Regions from separate parts of the Homo sapiens genome. Here regions 1 and 2 are each linked to region 3. A link is a contact called in ENCODE Hi-C or POLR2A ChIA-PET data. All regions are on one chromosome and are shown on one strand. Each heading gives the region's core, a stretch centred on a gene start or an enhancer-like site at or near the end of the contact. The rest is flanking DNA. Distances are from core to core; before and after follow the strand shown.

Region 1 (4,388 bases), core at 1-2,500, 3.1 Mb before region 3:
AAAACATAAACATTTTAGTTCAAACCCCTTCAGAGTCTGAATCCATCCTACCTCCCGAAACACCTTCCACTGTTTTGATACCCAATTGTCAACTTCTGCCAAAAGGATCTGTAACGGAGCCCCCTAGCTCCAGCGGAGGCTCCTCTGTCCTCCTTTCAAATTCCAGTTATTTAATCTAGCCTTTAGAGCACAACTCAAATCTCACCTCCCCCGGATTCCCCCCACCCACCCGCCCCAAGCCCTGGGTAACGTTGCCCTCCCCCGAATTTCACAGCACCGGAGGTTCACCCCATTCATTTGGCATTCAGTCTGCCGTGCAAAGTTAGTAATCCTCCTGGTGTCCCCGGAGAATCGTTCAACCTGAGGGTGGGGGTGTGTCCCCTTCTTTGTGTATTAACACGGGCTCGTAGAGCCTCCAACACGCACTATAGAGTAGCTAATTTGCCGCTGCCACAAAAAAAAGTTACTCGCTGACAGAAAAACTGGCCCGAAAAGGAACACAGTAGTGCCGTTTTCAAGTGGGCAGGTGACGGGTCTGTCTGGGCCGGAGAGGACGAAGAGGGCGGCCCCGAGGTTCCCCGGGCTGGGGGATGCGGGAGGGTGGGTCTCCGGCGAGCAGCGCGCGGCCAAGGGCGCTGCCACGGGGGCGGCGCGGGGGGAGCAGCGGGGCCCCAGCGCGTCGACGCCGGCCGCGGAGACGCGTCGAGCCCCCGCCCCCGCCCCCGCCCCTCACCTTCTCCTCCTCTTCCTCCTCCTCCTCCTCCCCGGCAGAGCTGTAGGCCTCACAGTGGTGACGCGGGGTCATCCGGGGGCCCGTTACCACCTCATTCTCATAGGCGCGCGGAGGCGGTGCGCGCGGGACGACTCGGCCAACTGAGGAGGGAGAAAGGGGAAGCGGATCGGGGGGCGCGGGCGCGGGCGCTGGCGCTCGAGCGGGACGCACGGCTGCGGCCGCTGGGTCGGTCAGCGAATTAGTTCCATGATGACCCCCGGCCTGAGGCCGCCGCCGCTCGAGCCCGGGTTGGGAGGGGGCTCCCTCTCGCCATAGGGCGGCGGGGGCCGGGGAGAGGCGGGGGGTGAGACCGGCTCTGCCCCTGCCCGGGGAAAGCGCCTCCGAGGGGAAATGGTGAAAGGGGGGGAGGGGAGAAAAGAAAAGAAAAAAAAAAAAAGAAAGGGGAAAGGGGGGAAAAATAAGAAAAAGCGAGACAGAGGCGCTGCCGCGTCCGCTCGCGGGGAAGGCTGGGGAGGGAGGGGAAGAGAGGGGAAGGGAGGAAGAAGTGCCGGCTTCCTCGGCTCCGCCCTCGCGGACCGATTCCTAGACTCGCCCACTCCTTGTAAACTACGCGGACTTGGTCTTTCACCCTTCCTGTTCCTCCCCGCCGCCTTCCCGGTCCAACGAAAGTACAGAGAAGTGCGGCCGAAAGGAGACGGGCTGGGGAAGTCGTTGGCACTAGGATGGAAGGAGGGAGGACGTTTTCTCGTGGCTAAGAAAAGCCGAAGGTCCGTGGACTCATTTTCCTTGAAGGAGCGGAAGGGTTGCTTGCAGACCGCACGGTGACGTCAGCGTCTCTGGGCCCCCACTGAGGGGGCGTGCGGTGGCCGGAGAGTGCGCTGCGCATGCGCCTGGGGAAGAAAGAAGCGGCCGAGCGCTGCGCTTGGGGGAGGGGATTTCACGATCCGCTCCTGTGGTCCAGCTTTACAGCAGCTTGGTTTTATCTAGCCCTACTCGTCCCCAGGCTCTTAGAAGGATTCACTGGGAAGGGGCTACTGATCTCTTGGGTGGAGATCTTGCAGATTTGTTGACCTAGCAAAGTATTACGTGTTCTTACCGTTGACATGTAAATAGAATTGCGGTTTTTCTCACTGCCACATTGTGTGGGTGGAGGGAGATTCTAAAGGGTTTTAGGAATCGGAAAATTAGGGAGAATCAAATCATGGGTGCTTAAGGCCTCAGTGAAACACTGTAAATTATACTGCTGACGGCGAGGAACCTGCTTGGCAATGTGGCAAGGGGATTTTATCCACTCAACCAACACGTCTGAGTATTTCCGAATAGGTTTTATTACCAGGTGCTTAAAGAATGTGTGGTGACATAAATGGGTTTTATTTGGGGTTCTGTTAGTACAAACGGTAACTTTTTGCTATTTTGATTGTTTTAATTATTTAAAAATATGTAGTATTACAGAGTTTTGAAAGAGGAAGAGCTAGATCTCAACCATTTATAGAAGTCTCGTTTGTTTTTTCCATTTGTTTTTTATATAGTTATTTTAACTGTCAGTGAAAAAATATGTGTTGAGTTTATTTAGTGGCCAGACTCAGCAAACTGGAAGTAGCCAAGACAGACATAGCTCCTGCCTTCATGGAGTTTACAGTCCAAACAGAGGATAACCATTGAGCTAATTATCACTATGTAAAATTACCAAGTACATTTACTTGTTTACTTGTGCATGTATCCCCTCCCTAGAATATAAGGTCGCAGGCGGCAGGGATCTTGCATGTTTCACCCTCTATCCCTGTGTATAAAAGGCTCTCAATATTTGACCAAGTAAACAATTCTGGTATTAAAACCGTTAAGATGGAAAATCGCCGGCTGCTGTGGAAACGCTTGCCTTTCCGCCTGGTTTGGGATATCAGAGAAGGTTTTTCTGAAGAAGTGACATTTAAGATGAGACTTGAAACCACTGGGCAAAGAATGATACAAGCAGAGGAAGTTATGTGAAAAGGCTCCGAAGCTGAGACGTTCTAAAAATCTCTGAAAGCTAGTGTGGCTGGCCCTCAGACAACTGAGGCAGGATGTGGAAGCAGAGGACAGATGCCATAGAACAGAAGAAGGAATGGGAAGCCCTAGGAGGATTTCAAGTGGGTTGTATCCTTTTTTTTTCTTTTTTTCACTTCATGTAGCCTATTATTATATGGTCTTCATTCAAAAAAGCCACCATTTTTCTGCATGTTACTCTTGAGACTGTAGCATTTCTGCATAATACTATTGAGAGTGTAACATAATTCCATTGTTAGACCATGAAATTGCTTCTGATTTTCACTCCAATAAGAATAATGCAAATTCCACTCCTAAATATATACCCAAGAGAAAGGAAAATATTTGTCCATGCAAAAACTTTTTTACAAACGTTAGCATTATTCATAATAGCCAAAGATGAAACAACCTAAATGTTCATCAGCTGGCGCCTGTATAAATCAAATGTGATACATCTATGTACAATCAAATTTTTATTTTTAAGAGATGGGGTCTGGCTCCGTGGCGCAGATGGGGGTGCCATGAGACTTCCTATGTTGTCCAGGCTGGTCTCAAACTCCTGGCCTCTAGCAATTCTCCCTCCTTAGCCTGAAAGTGATGGGATTACAGGCATGAGCCGTCACACCGACCTATACAATGGAATCTTATTGGGCCATAAAAAGAAAATACTAATACATGCTATAACATGCATAACCTTTGAAAGCAGTATGCTAAATGAAAGAAGCCAGTCACAAAAGACCACATATTATATGATTCCACTTACGTGAATGTCCAGAATAGGCAAATATATAGAGACAGAAAGTAAGGAAGTGGTTGCTTAGGGCTAGGGGCAGGCATGGGATTAGGGGATGATAGTTAAATGATATGGGGGTTTCTTTCTTTTTTTCTTTTCTTTTTTTCTTTTTTTTTTTTTTGGAAACAGGGCCTTGCTCTGTCCCCCAGGCTGCAGGCTGGAGTGCAATGGTGTGAACATGACTCACTGTAGCCTTGACCTCCAGGATCAAGCAATCCTCCTGCCTCAGCCTCCTGTGTAGCTGGAACCACAGGCGCATGCCTCCATGCCCAACTGATTTTTTGAAGGTTTCTTTTTGAGGTGAGAAAAATGTTCTGAGATTGATTGTGTTGATGGTTGCGCAACTGTGAATATTTAGGTTGAGTATTATCCAAAATATTTGAGACCAGAAGTATTTTGAATTTTAAACTTTTTTTTCAGTTTTGGAAATGTTTGCATTAAATTATATACTTACTGGTTGAGCAACCTAGTCTGAAAATCCAAAATGAGCATTTCCTCTGAGTGTCATGTTGGCACTCAAAAAGCTTTGGATTTTGGAGCATTTCAGATTTTTGTATCAGGGATATGCAACCTGTACTAAAAACCATTGAATTGTACACTTTAAATGTATTACTTCTATGGTGTTTGAATTATAATAAAGCTGCTACCCAAAAAATGAAAAACAAAAATAATTCAATTAACATCTTCATAACCTCTTTGGGGCTATTCCTAGGTCCAACAATATTATGTTTTTATGGCTTTTACTGAATACCAGTTGCCAGTTGCAAGGCAGAAGATTAAACCAATTAAAATGTTACCAGGAGTCTTTAAGAGCTCCCATTTAATTATATACTTATCCTT
Region 2 (4,209 bases), core at 49-2,548, 3.3 Mb after region 3:
CATACATATAGTCTTAGGGTTTTGTCTTTTTTTTTTCCTTTTCTTTTTGAGACTGAGTCTCCCTCTGTCACCCAGGCTGGAGTGCAATGGTGTGGTCTCAGCTCACTGCAACCTCTGCCTCCCAGGTTCAAGTGATTCTCCCGCCTTAGCCTCCCGAGTAGCTAGGACTACAGGTGCACGCCACCACACCCAGCTAATTTGGTATTTTCAGTAGAGACAGGATTTCACTATGTTGGCCAGGCTGGTCTTGAACTCCTGACCTCATGATCCGCACACCTTGGCTTCCCAAAGTGCTGGGATTACAGGCATGAGCCACCGTGCCTGGTCTTCTTTTTTTTTTTTGATGGAGTCTCGCTGTGTCACGCAGGCTGGAGTGCAGTAGTGCGATCTCAGCTAACTGCAACCTCCGCCTCCCGGGTCCAACAGATTCTCATGTCTCAGCCTCCCCAGTAGCTGGGATTATAGGTGCAAGGCACCACACCCAGCTAATTTTTTGTATTTTTAGTAGAGATGGGGTTTCACCGTGTTGGCCAGGCTCGTCTCAAACTCCTGACCTCAAGTGATCCACCCACCTCGGCCTCCCAAAGTGCTGGGATTACAGGCATGAGCCATGGTGCCCAGCCACCTTAGAATGTTTCTCTGGCTATTTCACATGTGATTTTTCACAGTTAAAATTTCTTTCTTCAAGGTCAAGGCCTTCAGTATACTAAAACAACTTAATATGATGTTTTGCAAGGCATAATTAGTGTTTGCCCAATAAAATTAATACATAGTCTGTAATTCCTAATAAAAATAAAACAGGCTATTTAAAAAATATTAACATACTTGCTTAAAAATTTGCATATCATTTCTGCTACATTTTCACAGTTCTTCTTACTAGGACAAAAAACTAAGCAGGAATAATTGGGAATAACTTCTGTCACCAATGCTACCAAGTGATCAGGATCCATCTTTTTTAGGGTATCAGAATACTGCAAAACAACAAGATGTAGGAACAAAGTGGTTAGTAAACATGAAACCCTGTCAATTTTTTACCAGTGTGATTTGAAAGGTAAATAAACCATCTATAATTCTAAACTTCTAATTTAATAAATCTGATCATTTAAAAGAAAAGATGAAATCTATATTAAACATCAAAATGTTCAATCTCACTTTTCTTTTAGGTTATTATGATTTTCTTAGGTCTAGTTAGTCTAAAAAAAAACCTAGAATTAAACAAGTGAATTAAAGAAAATTAAAGAAGTGAAAATAGTTAATGTTATTAATAGCCTCACTACATGCCCATCTCCACCACAGCAGAACAAAAAAGTCCACAGAGAGAAACACAGATTGATCCTAATAATAGTTAACGGACTGTGTAAATAAGACATGCCCTTTACAACCATTAAGTTTTCAAAAACACAGATTCAATCATACTACTGAATTATGACAATTTTTGTAGTCACATGAGGAACACAAAGAACATGAAGAAAAAATGTGAAGTTATTTAAAATCTATTTCTTCAACTTTACTAAAGACATAGCTGTAGAATAACACATCTTCACAGAATTCTAAAACTACTGTATAATCCCTTCTTCCCCTTTTTAATATCCTTCATACAAGTCATAAAACACTAAAATTTACATAGTAGACATTAACATTTTATACACCAATATCTGAACTACATGGTCCATAAATTATTCTTTTGTTGTTGTTGTTGTATGAATAAACATTTACAGGAGAGTTTTCCAAATTTTCTTTGTTCACAGCCCCAGGGCCCAAAGAAATACTTTACAGTTTTGTTAATTAAATAGTGAGGTCCAAACAACTTAATAAATACGTACTTCCTCACAATTTAGTAGCTGTTAGAATAAATAATACACATCAGTTGAGTGAAAAAATATTTTTATTTCATTCTTAAATAACCACAACAGCTCACTAATGGGATGTGTGCACAACTTGGTACTGTCTTTCAAAATCTGAAATAAGACTGGACACAGCTATTCTCTTCTGTTCCAGATTGATTTTCACACGGTACTTGCTTACAGCAACTGTAAAAACCCCAACTTCACAAAGATATGATGTCATAGAAAAGAATATGGTGTGATCTAATGTTGAAACTGGAAACGAGCTATCTTGAACTGGCAGTCTGCATGGTGTCCAACAAATGTCAAGCATCAGCTGTTTCTCTGAAAAATCTAGACTATTCTACGGAATCCATTGGAAACTCTTGTTGTGCCCCAGACACAAAGTCTGGTAACCTGGAATTTAAATGTTATCAATGTTACCTTATAATTAAGAAGACGTGAAAAAGTCATGCCATTCTCAGCTTTGCTGTCAACTTCATATATTGTATCATTTATTTTCAGATATTCTTTTAACTCAACCTTGAATTAAAAGGACATTTGCAATTAATACGACATATAAATTCATCTTTCCAGTGTTTTAAATATTGTAAAATAGGTTAAGAAAGGACAGCTATAAAAGAGTTTAGCTTTTCTAAGATACATAAAACATGCTTCAACTTAAAAGTTCTTGCTTTACCATTTCTTCTTCTTCTGTTTTGGTCTCTTTTTCCCTTAAAATCAAAATAGAGATCAATATCCTTGAAGAAATATGTTTGAATTCAGTAAACATCATATCCAAAAAAGAAACCACACACTTCTGTATTTGTCACAAAAAGTGTGAGTCTTGGTGTTCTTAACTTTTACTAAGGTATCATCTGTTTTATGTCTCAAGATCTAAAACTTTGTCTTTTTTTTTTTTTTTTTTTTGAGACAGGGTCTCACTCTATCACCCAGGCTTGGAGTGCAGTAGCATGATCACAGCCCACTGCAGCCTCAACCTCCAGGGCTCATGCTATCCTCCTACCTCAGCCTCCTGAGTAGCTGGGATGACAGGCATGCGCTACCACGCCAGGCTAATTTTTATAGAGATGGGGTTCCTCTATGTTGCTGAGGCTGGTCTTGAACTCCTGGGCTCAAGCGATCCTCTTGCCACAGCCTCTCAAAGTGCTAGGATTACATGCATGAGCCACCGTGTCCAGCCAAAACTTTCTGTCTTATTATTCATCAGTTTTAATTCTAAATACCACCACACTATTTTTCTTTATTTGTCGACAAAAACAGTTTGTAAACACAGCTCATTGCATTTTATAATAACAATAACAATGTCTACTGTGGCAATTAAGTTAAAAAATATCTCTTGAAAATGTTCCTATCTGGTTCAAATGTAAAAACATCAATTTTTTTTTTTTTTTTTTTTTTTTTGAGACAGGGTCTCACTCTGTAGTCCAGGCTGGGGTGTAGCGGCACAAACACAGCTTACTGTATCCTCAACCTTCTGGGCTTAAGTGATCCTCCCATCTCACCCTCTCAAGTAGCTGGGACTATATGTGAGTGCTAATATGCTCTAATTTTTTTTTTCTCTCTCTTGCAAGGCTGGAGTGCAGTGGCGCAATCTCGGCTTGCTGCAACCTTCGCCCCACTGGGTTCAAGCGATTCTCCTGCCTCAGCCTCCAGAGTAGCTGGGACTACAGGCGTGCGTCACCATGCCCTGCTAATTTTTGTATTTTTTAGTAGAGTCGGGGTTTCACCATGTTGGCCAGGATGGTCTCGATCTCTTGACCTCGTGATCTGCCCACCTCGGCCTCCCAAAGTGCTGGGATTACAGGTGTGAGCCACCGCGCCTGGCTGCCCTAATTTTTTAATTTTTTGTAGAGACAGGGGTCTCGCCATGTTGCCCAGGCTGGTCTTGAACTCCTGGACTCAAGCAATTCTCATGCCCCGGCCTCTTAAAGTGTTGGCATTGCAGGTGTGAGCCACTGCACCCAGCTAAAACATCAAATTTCAAATTAAAATTTGGCAATTAAAAAAATATTTTCTGAAAACCTATTTAGACACTGAAAAACTATTGAGGCACAAAACATACACACTAGTAGTGCACACAAAAATATATATACATTACAAGCTATTTTCAAATAACCACAAATTACATTTGTTTACTTTCTTCAAGCATTTTGGGAATGCTGCTGTTGAGGAGTTTATATGTAAATCCATGTGAAGCCTTAACTTATTAAAAAAGTATTATAACTACTAACATATAAATATTTAAAAATATTTTAAATTTTAAGATATATTTTTTAATGTGCCAATAACTCAAAACATGTCTCACTAAAATTTTGCCAAATAAAAAAATTTAGTTTACAGAATAAGAAGTGAAAAAATAAAA
Region 3 (4,065 bases), core at 76-2,575:
ACATTTCTCTCACTGTCATAATTTTTGCAAAGGTAGTTTCATTCTCAATGCACCACACCCAAGGTAGAACTTCCTTTTTACAAGAAAGTGTTGGGTGGGAGAAGGAAGCTTCCTCCTCCCAGTTGTATTCACCTAAGACTTAGCCTTAGCAACAGACAGCTACGGGCAGGACCAAAAAAGCTCAAGTTATGTCCTATTGCAATGAAAGCCCTGCAGCTGACACCTAAGGAATATAAAGAGTCATATTCTTGGCTGCAGCGTCTGGAGTAGAGTCTCTGCCTCACTGAGCTGGGAGGGGCAAGGAAAGTAGTAGTTTCAGTTCAAATGTCACAGACTCACCTCTCTTGACAGATATTCATAATTTCCTCTAATAGGTATTTCTTTATTTACCATTTGCCCTTAGGACCATTTCCAGAGAATTTAAGTGGTTGTTTCTTTACACACAATTTTCACCAGTTTCACTGAGGAGTGGCTCAGCAGAGTTTCCCACACTGCCATTCTAGAAGTCAATCTATTTCACTTGTATTTATTGTTCAGCTATATATGTTACTTACAAGACTCTTCTTTGCTTTCCACTCCTAATTTTCTGTTTTCCTATAGCTAACTCTGTCTCTCTCCTTTGAAACACTGACTTCCAACTTTATATCAGTCCTCTCAAGTTTTCAAACTCTTAGTTTCTATGAGATTTAGAAATCGGGCTTTTGTTTGTGCTGATGTTTACAGTGAATATTCAAGACTCTGATATTGGCTATAATTTTTTTTTAGAGTTAAAGTCTTCCTTTGTTGCTCAGGCTGGATTGCAGTGGCACAATTTTAACTTACTGTGGCCTTGAACTCCCAGGCTCATGCAATTCTCCCACCTCAGCTTCCTCAGTAGCTGGGACTACAGGAACGTGCCACCACAATCAGATAATTTGATTTATTTATTTATTGCAGAGACAGAATATTGCTATGTTGCCCAACCTGATCCTGAGCTCTTGGTCGCAAGTTATCCTCCCAGCTCAGTCTCCTAAAGCACTGAGATTGCAGGCATGAGCCATGACAACCGGCCTTGAGTATAATTTTAATCTAAGGCTTCAGGAAAGAGAGCATGCTTCTCCACCACTGTCCTCTTCCATTTTTTTGTCTGTGGGTTAGTTCAGGTTCAGGAGGAAGAGACAGGGATGGCAAAGTTGGAAAGAGAAAATGTTACTTCATTCTAAAATCTACACAGTTTGTGAATTCAAGGGAAGCCATTAGTAGGAGTTCCTATTGCTGTGCAGCTGATTTGTTTTGAGGTAGTCACCCTTTGTTGAAGCCTGGCTGGCTTCCTTGAAAACAATCAGCAAGTGACTAACCAGGCATAGTAAGACTGGTGCTGACACAGGAAACCACCAAATGATGAGAGACCTGGGGATGCCCAAAGGAAGTCAATAAAAGCATACTCTCAAATTCTTCCAGATTTTGGCTTGCAAAGCCTCCCAAGACTTCTGGAAATCCTTCCTAAATGCTACTAGGAATGTTCCAGCCAAAGGGCTCTGAGAAATGATTCTTTAAAATCTTGGATGCTTAAGTTTACAAAACCCAGTAAGTTTTTACTTCCAGTTGAAACTGTGCATGAAAAAGATGTTTTCAGAAAGAGTTCTCAGATAATTCTATTTGTGAATAATAGTAGTAATGTAATGGTTATTCTCCATTTGTCTCTCCAAAATCCATTCTCTGTCCTCTCCTGGCTCTATATTGCCAGAGGCTGACTCATGCAGATTCGTTAGCATGCTCCAGAACCTTGCTGGTTAGTTAGCTTCCGGTTGAGTTAGGCCATTGGAAGGCATTAACATGAAATTGGAGCATGTGAGAAAAGAAAAGATGAGTTATTTCTTCCCTGTCCTCTCCTTGCTACACCATTGTCTCTGTGTCAGTAGCTGTTTCTGTAGGTCTCACACTGGGCCCTTCTTCCAAGGTTCTGGTCCTTAGCAGACTGTAGAAACACTAATTCCTCTCCTAAAATCTTCTTGTTATGCTGGTTTCTGTGTCCCTCACTCTCTCGTTTGTTCTCATCACCTGGTCCACATCTTTGTAGCACTCCCTTACCTGAGGATGGGGCAATTATTTCCAAGACCACCAGTGGATGGCTAAAATCACAGATAATACCAAATGCTGTATATACTATGTTTTCTCTGATACATACATACCTCTGAAAATAATTGATTTATAAATTAGACACTGCAAGAGATGAACAATAAGATAAAATAGAACACATATAACAATATACTGTGCACTCCCCTATATATACACATGTACATATATTATATATATACATATAAAGGGGAATTTGTTAAGTATTAACTTACACAATCACAAGGTGTCACAATAGGCTGTCTGCAAGCTGAGGAGCCAGGAGAGCTAGTCCAAGTCCCAAAACTGAAGAATTTTGAGTCTGATGATAGAGGGCAGGAACCATCCAGCATGGGAGAAAGATGTAGGCTGGGAGGCTGGGCCAGTCTCTCCTTTTCACATTTTTCTGCTTCCTTTATATTTGCTGGCAGCTGATTAGATTGTGCCCACCAGATTAAGGGTGGATCTGCTTTCCCCAGCCCACTGACTCAAATGTTAATCTCTACTGGCAACACCCTCACAGACACACCCAGGATCAATACTTTGTATCCTTCAATCCAGTCAAGTTGACACTCAGTATTAACTATCACAACTCCACCCCTTGTCAACTTGAACCCATATATATCTCCTGAGATCATACATAATCTTCAAATAAAGACAATAATAAGGTCATAATTACACTTAAAATAATACAACTATCTTTCGTACAACCGGAAATGCACCAATACCCCCATCCAAATACTATTACATAAAGTTAACAATACTTAAATGCTGATATGAAGTCAATTAATCTTATGTCACATGATAAAGGAAAAGGAAATAAAATGAGGATAATTTCTCAGTACAAGTGTATACATGCACAAACATGTTTTTAACAAAAGAAGGAGGAAATACTCATGACAGTTACAGTCCTCATTTCTGCAGCTGGTCAAGTGGTCATAGCTGGTATTTATGACTACCTTCTCCTACTGCCCATTCTGTATTCCCTTTACCTTCAGCAAGCACCTCAGCAGGTCATGTTTTTTTTCCTGGTGGAGTGACCCAAACCTTCCTTCCTGAGGGGTCTGGACCATTTGTAGTTCTGCCTGGATTGGGCTGTTGTACTTTCCCATTGACCTTAATCACAGGGCATGGTAATACTAAGAGACACCCTAATGGATCACCTGTATTCCGTGCATATTCTTTCCTTACCTCCGTTGTGGAGTAGTAGACTGATTTCATCTTGATAGTCTGGATCAATAACCCCAGCCAACACTATAACTCCCTTCTTAGTCTGTTGACTTAAAGGTAAGAGGACCCCAAAGTGTTCAGATGGAAATCTTAACTTCTAGTTTAATGGAATTGTTGTTGTGTCTCCTGGTGGCAGCGTTCCTCCCTCTGGAACTAAGACCTTTAGGTCTGCAGAACGTGAGGTTATGGGAACAGGAAGCAAAACTTTTGCTAGTGGATAACTAGAGGTGATGGTGAGTGGTGCCACTTCCACTTCCAGCTCTTGATTCCTGGACCTGTGAATCCTGGCTATGGGGGTAACAGAACCATATATTGGACACTGATTCAGAGCATACATGGCCTTCTAGAGAACTTTGCCCTAGCCCTGCAAAGTATTGTCACCTAGTTGGCATTGTAATTGTGACTTCAAAAGGCCATTCTAATATTCTATCAATCCAGCTGCTTCAGGATGTTGAGTAGCATGCTAAGTCCAGTGAATTCCATGAGCATGAGCCCACTGTCACACTTCTTTAGCTGTAAAGTGAGTGCCTTGGTCAGAGGCAATGCTGTGTGGCATATTGTGATGGTGGATAAGGCATTCAGTTAGTCCACAGATGGTAGTCTTGGCAGAAGCATTGCATGCAGTATAGGCAAACCCATATCCAGACTAAGTGTCTATTCCAGTGAGGACAAACCTCTGCTCTTTCTATGATGGAAGAGGTACAATATAATCAACCTGCCACCAGGTAGCTGGCTGATCAC

The links. Hi-C counts contacts between places; a loop is a spot of excess contacts on that map. ChIA-PET counts read pairs that join two places held with the same protein, here RNA polymerase II (POLR2A). Pooled maps may share reads with other maps.
Region 1: a pooled map shows a loop between it and region 3 (5-fold over the local background). The contact joins the promoter of CCNI here to the enhancer-like site in region 3. A Hi-C loop is called at or near these places in 2 of 168 maps with a recorded cell type or tissue (CD8-positive, alpha-beta T cell and natural killer cell) and 8 of 50 pooled maps. POLR2A ChIA-PET finds 5 or more read pairs at or near these places in 1 of 52 experiments (endothelial cell of umbilical vein).
Region 2: a map of naive thymus-derived CD4-positive, alpha-beta T cell shows a loop between it and region 3 (11-fold over the local background). The contact joins two enhancer-like sites. A Hi-C loop is called at or near these places in 1 of 168 maps with a recorded cell type or tissue (naive thymus-derived CD4-positive, alpha-beta T cell). POLR2A ChIA-PET finds 5 or more read pairs at or near these places in 1 of 52 experiments (naive thymus-derived CD4-positive, alpha-beta T cell).

Annotation. Positions count from the first base shown.
Region 1 is chr4:77,074,739-77,079,126 of GRCh38, forward strand. It overlaps CCNI (cyclin I), which reads right to left and starts at 1,251. Exons shown (of 7, transcript NM_006835.3): 1 at 734-1,251. RefSeq lists silencers at 579-728, 789-1,138 and enhancers at 1,319-1,548, 1,447-2,417.
Region 2 is chr4:83,439,038-83,443,246 of GRCh38, forward strand. It overlaps HELQ (helicase, POLQ like), which reads right to left. Exons shown (of 18, transcript NM_133636.5): 7 at 2,268-2,366; 8 at 826-971. Among named protein-coding and RNA genes, the nearest start is that of HELQ, 15 kb to the right of the region's middle. Within about 2 kb of position 1,299, at least 2 of the 41 ENCODE cell types and tissues checked have a DNase peak (open chromatin) inside an H3K27ac peak, as active enhancers do.
Region 3 is chr4:80,172,251-80,176,315 of GRCh38, forward strand. No RefSeq gene overlaps it. Among named protein-coding and RNA genes, the nearest start is that of PRDM8-AS1, 23 kb to the right of the region's middle. Within about 2 kb of position 1,326, at least 5 of the 41 ENCODE cell types and tissues checked have a DNase peak (open chromatin) inside an H3K27ac peak, as active enhancers do; they include CD8-positive, alpha-beta T cell, endothelial cell of umbilical vein and natural killer cell, where a contact is called at or near this core.